2 separate regions of the Homo sapiens genome follow, and region 1 is linked to region 2. Evidence: chromatin contacts called from ENCODE Hi-C or POLR2A ChIA-PET data. All regions are on one chromosome and are shown on one strand. The core of a region is the stretch at or near the end of the contact, and the rest is flanking DNA. Distances in the headings are between cores, read along the strand shown.

Region 1 (3,374 bases), core at 326-2,825, 1.4 Mb after region 2:
AAAAATACAAAAATTAGCCGAGGGTGGTGGCGGGCGCCTGAAATCCCAGCTACTCAGGAGGCTGAGGCAGGAGAATCGCTTGAACCTGGGAGGCGGAGGTTGCAGTGAGCTGAGATCACGCCACTGCACTCTAAGAGTGAAACCATGTCTCAAAAAAAAAAAAAAGTCAAAAATACTAATAAAAATACTAATCTCGTAGTTAACAGATTGCTGTGACCTAGAGCAAGTAAAGGTGTAATTATCAGCCTATAGGGGTTAGAGTGGCAAGAAGATGCCTGAGGGTGAGCCTACAGCCTAAAAGATAATAGAATACAAAGGCTGAAGACCTACAGGCAGGGATTCTTTGTCATTCATTCTTTCAGCAAACTTATTCTAATATGTATCCCTCACTATTCAATGCCCAGGAGGGCACAGGGAAAATAAGACGAAGTCCTGCCCTCACTGGCTAACATTCTAAGCACAGGTGCTGCACAAGAGGTGTTATGTTTTTTGGGGGAGCCAGACACAGGCCTAAGCACTTTATGTACCTTGTCTCATTTAATCCTCACATCAGCACCACGAGGTGACAGAATTATCATTTTGCAGTTAAATAAATTGATATTTCTTCATGGCCAGGTGCAGTGGCTCACGCCTGTAATCCCAGCACTTTGGGAGGCTGAGGCGGGTGGATCACCTGAAGTCGGAGTTCGAGACCAGCCTGACCAACATGGAGAAACCCCATCTCTACTAAAAATACAAAATTAGCCGGGCATAGTGGCGCATAGCCTGTAATCCCAGCTACTCGGAAGGCTGAGGCAGGAGAATCACTTGAATCCAGGAGGTGGAGGTTGCGGTGAGCCGAGATCGCGCCACTGCACTCCAGCCTGGGCAACAAGAGCAAAACTCCGTCTCAAAAAAAAAAAAAAAAAAAAGAGAGATTTCTTTAAGCTCTTTGCCTAGGGTCACAGGTCTTTCCACAGGACCGTAGACTAGAGTCAGATGTGTTCCTCAATCAATTAGGAAAGGGTGGTGCTGGAATTTGCATCTGAGTATTCCAAGCTTCTATATTCTCATATTCTGGAATGAGGATATTATGAGTCCTGAAACAACTCTAGAAATTCTAGGCTACATAATTATCCCTCCATAACGTGTTCTCTGCCAGAATAATAATGAAAAAAAAGTACTGTGGTGGCCAGACCCCAAGATGATTGGCGAAGTGAAAGTTGCCCAGTTCCAAAATGGCCACCACCGCACTTTCCTGGCGTCGGAGCGACTACGTAGTGACAGAAGGACCATCAGCAGGTGGGTGCTCACAGGGACTGTGCCAGTTGCCAAACTGGCCACCTGGGCCTTTCTTCTCCTGAGCAACAGCCAAGCAACATTATAGGCTTCAGGCCTACCTAGCCCAGGCTGGGTTAAAGCAGATAAACGAAGCGGACAGCGGAGGAAAAGCACGTAACCAAGTGCAGTGGGTCTGAAGCGAAAGGCAAGAAAAGCTCTGCCCTTAGGAACGGGGTGTCACTGCGCGGCTCGCAGGCACCTCTCTTTGACCTATTTATAATCTGCGCCTTATTCTCCGCCCCCAAAGGCTGCTGGCAACCAATTCTCGGTGGCGAAGTCGTGACGTCAGCTGTTGCGGGTCAGATTGGGAGAGCTTCCTGGTCCTTACCTAGCAAGATTCTGCCGCTAGGTGGCGAAAAGCGAAGGGGCCAAAGAAATGGAAAGAAGGCGAGGAAAAGCGGGAGAAGATGGGGAAGGAAAATGTATATTCTTGTATCATCCTACAGCTAGGCAAAAATATTAGGATAATGTGGCCTAACCTCCAGTTCTATGTTGGCTGGAAAATCCAGGAATGGGAAGCTCACTCCCGTAGTTCCCACTCATTCCCACCACGGTTGGACAGCTCTGAAGGAGGGAAAATTCTTTCTTTTGAGCTGAAATCTGCCTTCAGAGTCTTGCACCCAACTGTTCTACCCCACGGGGACCTACAGAACAGCCCAAAGCCTCTTACGCAGGACAACCCATAGCAGTTTGATTAAAATCAGCGCAAACCCATTCCCATTTGGTGAGGGGGGAGGGGGAGGGGCAAGCCTCAGTGCCTGACTCACTTGACTCACAAGAAGCTGAATGTTTTTCCTTTTGAAAGATAAAAATATTGGTGAATCTCAGACTAACAATAGGGAATACACAAAAATGGAAAAAATGTTGATAGATAAAATTTAAACCTTTGGTAGAACATAATTAGTTTTTTGTTCTCTACATTTTTCCATATCGTTTCTAATTTTTCTACACTGTATGTGTTACTTAAAGAAATAAACCAGTAGGCCAGGCGCGGTGGCTCACGCCTGTAATCCCAGCACTTTGGGAGGCCGAGGCGGGCGGATCACGAGGTCAGGAGATCGAGACCATCCTGGCTAATACGGTGAAACCCCGTCTCTACTAAAAAAATACAAAAAATTAGCCAGGCATGGTGACGCACCCCTGTAATCCCAGCTACTCAGGAGGCTGAGGCAGGAGAATGGCGTGAACCCGGGAGGCGGAGCTTGCAGTGAGCCGAGATCGTGTCACTGCACTCCAGACTGGGCGACAGAGCAAGACTCTGTCTCAAAAAAAAAAAAAAAAAAGAAAAAGAAATAAACCAGTATGGCCGGGCGCGGTGGCTCATGCCTGCAATCCCAGCACTTTGGGAGGACGAGGCGGGTGGATCACGAGGTCAGGAAATCGAGCCCATCCTGACCAATATGGTGAAACCTCGTCTCTACTAAAATACAAAAAATTAGCCGGGCGTGGTGGCGGGTGCCTGTAGTCCCAGCTACAAAGGAGGGTGAGGCAGGAGAATCCCTTGAACCCGGGAGGTGGAGGTTGCAGTGAGCCAAGATCGTGCCATTGCACTCCAGCCTGGGCAACAAGAGCGAAACTCCGTCTCAAAAAAAAAAAAGAAAGAAAAGAAAAAGAAATAAAGCAGTATGAAAGAGCAGCCCCTGGCTGCATTCACCACAGCACCCATGCTCACACATGCTACAGGCGCTCACTTGCTGGGAGCTGCCTCACATTGATTCGGATCAGTGTTCTCATTTCTCCGACCTACCTAGGAAGCATCTGGCTAAATTGATGTAAATTAGACATTTTATAGTCTATCGGTCATTGAGCCTCAGTGGAATATCTAGACCAATTTAAACACACAAATATTATGGGAAATAGGGCCACAAAAGTAGAAAAGAAAACGTGAATTCCTCTTTATATTTATGCCACTAGAGGGAGTTCCAGAAGAAAATCACTGCATGTAAGGGCTAATGACTGTATTTACTGAGTGGTTACTGTGTACCATTCACAGTTCACAGGGACTCATTCATGTCATTCTCATGATAACCCTGATGAAGTGGATGATATTATTC
Region 2 (3,786 bases), core at 660-3,159:
TTATTCTCACCTTATCTACCCCTACCCCTCCCAAAAGGTACAAACAGACTGTTTAAATGAAAAATGCACACCTTGAAAATTTAAAAAAACTCTTCTTTGTCTAGCTACTTTAAAGGTTTTGATTTTCATGGGATATCCAGTGCAATGGCAATAATCTCAGCCTTGACAATAAAAGTGACAGATTTAAGAAACTAGTCATAGTAGGGAATTTTAGAGGGGGAGTAAATAGGATATAGTATTTACTTTCTATTTAAATTAAATTTTCTTTATGTTTATCCCTTATATAATTTTTGAAAAGGTCCTTTTCTAGATATTAAAAAATAAGATATATGAGTTTTCCTCTCAAGAAAGAATATTGACTTCTAATTAGTAACACATATTGACTAGATTTGTTGGCCTTATGAAAAGTTTTAAAGTAAACATATTTAATTTTTACTTTAAAAATATGCTTTCAAAGATACATTCAGACACTTAAGAAGAAAAGATAACTGCTTGTGATAATGAAACTGGTTGTTTTTTTTCTGTTATGATAATTTCAATGCTTGAAACACTGAATAAATTACACGTCAGTACAATGTTTTGTATATTTAATGATATTTCAAAGCTTCTGTCAACTGATCAGTTAAACACAAAAGTTTGTTCAGATTTTTTAAAGGTTTTTTTTTCTTTCTTCCAACTTTTGTTTTAGGTTCAGTGGGTACATGTGCAGGTATGTTACATGAATAAAGTGCATACTGCTGGGGTTTGGTGTACAAATGATTTTGTCACCAAAGTGGTAGCATAGTACCTTATAGGTAACTTTTCAATCTTCACCTTCCTCTCACCCTCCACCCTCAAGAAGTCCTTGTGTCTGTTGTTCCCATTTGTGTTCATGTTTACTGAATGTTTAGCACCCACTTATAAGTAAGAACATGCAGTATTTGGTTTTCTGTTCCTGTGTTAATTGGCTTAGGATAAATGGCCTCCAGCTGCATCCATGTTGCTGCAAAGGACATGATCTCATTCTTTTAGCTGCATGATATTCCATGGTGTTATGTACCACATTTTCTTTTTCCAGTCCACCACTGATGGGCATCTAGGTTGATTCCATGTTTCTGCTATTGTGAAAAGTGCTGTGATGAACATACACATGCATGGTCTTTATGGTAGAACAGTATATTCCTCTGGGTATATACCCAATAATGGAATTGCTGGGTCAAATGAGAGCTCTGTTTTAAGTTCCTTAAGAAATTTCCAAATTGCTTTCCACAGTGGCAGAACTAATTTACATTCCCACTAGCAATGTATAAGCATTCAAAGAGTTTATCTTATTCAAAAACTATAAAAACCCAGTTTGTGATACTGTGGGCAAGAGAGACTATTTCTGTTCTCTGTTGTAGAATTTATTTTGATAAAGTGATATCTGTTGCTTTTATTCCCCCTGAAACTTACATTGATTGCAAAGTGTTGTTGATTTATTTTCTCTCACAGTAATAGCCCTAATTTCTTCTTACCTTAAACCTTTCAATCCAAACGTATGTCCATTGTTTAGTTTAATTTTCGAAATACTTTGACAATTATTTTTGCCATTGTGTTTGATGAATTTCTAAATTGCGAAAAATGGCGAAGTATGTGTGTTTTATTTATGTGAGCAAAGTGAAAATGTTGGCTGTTTGTGATAACACTCAACGGAGCTGGCCTGTTTTTACATGAATAAAATAAACATCCACTTTAAAATGAGAAAACAAAAACAAAAACAGAAACAAAAAAAAAACCCCAACAATCTTAGCTCACAACGAAATGACCCTCCCAGCCGTCCTCAGCAGGCAGCACCCATGTTAGTCTCCTTCTGCGATGCCTAAGCGGCAGCACCATCGAGCCAAGGTCCTCCAGCGTTCCTAGAGCGGAGAAGAAAGCGCTCCGAAGAGCTAGAGCTGACACTCGGCGATGAGCTAAGACGCTGTTTCAGAGCGTTTGGGTCCTCTGAGGCCCCTTGACCAGGTGAGCGGACCCTGGAGCTGGGCCCCGGGCTGGGGCGGAACTGCGGCCTAGGGGCCTAGGGAGCAGCTGCTTCCCGGCGGGTGCAGAGAATCTTCCCTCGACCGAGGGGGCGGGGTCCGTAGCGGAGGTGTCGGCCCTGGGGCCTATGAGAGTGATGAAGCTGTGGATCTGGTAAACAGAGTACAACCTTCTGCTGCATATTTTTCATCCATTCAGCGCAATTTTAAGTAGATATTAAAGGTAGGCGCCACCGAGAAGGTAATATTTGAGCAGAAATCTGAAGGAGGTGGGTGGAAAGACCTAAGTGGCTTTTGCGGTCAGGAACTTTCTAGGTAGAGGGAATAGCAAGTGCAAAGGTCTTAAAGCAGGAGCTTGCTTGGCATATTTGAGGAATAACGGGGAGACCAGAGCGGTTGGAGCAGTGAACAAAGGCGACCTTTGTAGGGAATGATGTCAGAGAGATTGGGGTATGGAGAGGAAGAGTGTAGAGGAAATGAGAACTGTATCGTGTAAGGAATTTTGTCTTTTTTTGGTGTGTGTTTTTGGAGGATTTTGAGCAGAAGAAAACATGATCTGACTTATGTTTTAAAGCTTCTTTACTTGGAGACTCATGATGATAATAGATTGTAAGTGGGCAAGAATGGAATCAAGAAAACTTAAAAGTTAAGAGTAATTTTTTAAAATTCCAAGTAATTCAGGTGGGAGATAAGGATATCTTGAGCCAGTGATCAGATTATGATCTGCTTTGAAAATAGAGACAATAATATTTGCTACTGGGTCAGATGTAGGGTGTGACAGTAAGAAGGCAAATATAAATCCAAGGTTTTGGGCCTGTGGGTGCAAGAGATACTGGAGAAAAGATCTGAGGTTTAGCTTTGGTACCTCGTGTAAGTTCTTCAACTCTCCCCGTCTCAATTTCCTTCTCTGCACGAAGAAATTAGGAATAGTGTCTTCTTTATAGGGTTGTGTGAGGGTTAAATAATTAATATATGTGAAACATGTAGTATAGTTGTCCTGGCTCATTGTTTTATTATGCTGAGACATGAAGTGTGAGTGGGCATTAACAAGAAGAAAATTGGAGGGTTGGAGGGTGGTCCAAGCAGAAGGAATAAGCTGTGGAAGGGCCAAGGAGCAAGAAGGAGTATTGCAAATTTGATGAAATAAAGTACTTTATTAGATCAAAAAACAATGTAAACCATATTAAATGTTTTGAACTTGATCCTAAGGGTAATAATCAGCCATTATATGTAACAGGCATAGCAGGGACATAATAATATTTCATATCCTCCTTAGAATGATCACTGTTTGCGTGTGGAAAATAGATTGGTGTCTCAGACCAGTCTGTTTGTCACAGTGGTCTAGGTAGGAGAAGACAATGGCAAAGGGGATGAGAAGTGGATTGATTTGAGAGATATTTAAGCAATAGAATCAATAGAACTTGATTGATCAGATACATGAGATATGAAAGGAGGAAGGAATGGTCAGTTTTCTGGCTCAAATAGCTGGGTAGATGGAGCTCCTCCCAAAACAGTTTATCAAATTATTTATTATATATTGTGTTTGATATATTTAATCACATTATAGAAATGAACTCACCACTAATTCAGCCTCATACCCAGCCAGGCACGGTGGCTCATGCCTGTAATCCCAGCACTTCGGGAGGCTGAGGACGGTGGATCACTTGAGGTCAGGAATTCGAGACCAGCTTGGCCAACATGGTGAAACACTGTCTCTGCTAAAATTACAAAAATTAGCTGGGTGTCATGGCAGGCATTTGTAATCCCAGCTATTCGGGAGGCTGAGGGA

The links. A loop is a pair of places that touch in the nucleus more often than their neighbours do. ChIA-PET counts read pairs that join two places held with the same protein, here RNA polymerase II (POLR2A). Pooled maps may share reads with other maps.
Region 1: a pooled map shows a loop between it and region 2 (4-fold over the local background). The contact joins the enhancer-like site here to the promoter of ZSCAN26 in region 2. A Hi-C loop is called at or near these places in 2 of 50 pooled maps. POLR2A ChIA-PET finds 5 or more read pairs at or near these places in 2 of 52 experiments (activated B cell and activated CD4-positive, alpha-beta T cell).

Annotation. Positions count from the first base shown.
Region 1 is chr6:29,648,581-29,651,954 of GRCh38, forward strand. No RefSeq gene overlaps it. Among named protein-coding and RNA genes, the nearest start is that of MOG, 6.8 kb to the right of the region's middle. RefSeq lists an enhancer at 1-612. Within about 2 kb of position 1,576, at least 33 of the 41 ENCODE cell types and tissues checked have a DNase peak (open chromatin) inside an H3K27ac peak, as active enhancers do.
Region 2 is chr6:28,265,234-28,269,019 of GRCh38, forward strand. ZSCAN26 (zinc finger and SCAN domain containing 26) reads left to right here and starts at 1,910. Exons shown (of 4, transcript NM_001023560.4): 1 at 1,910-1,980. RefSeq lists enhancers at 1,748-1,807, 1,952-2,516.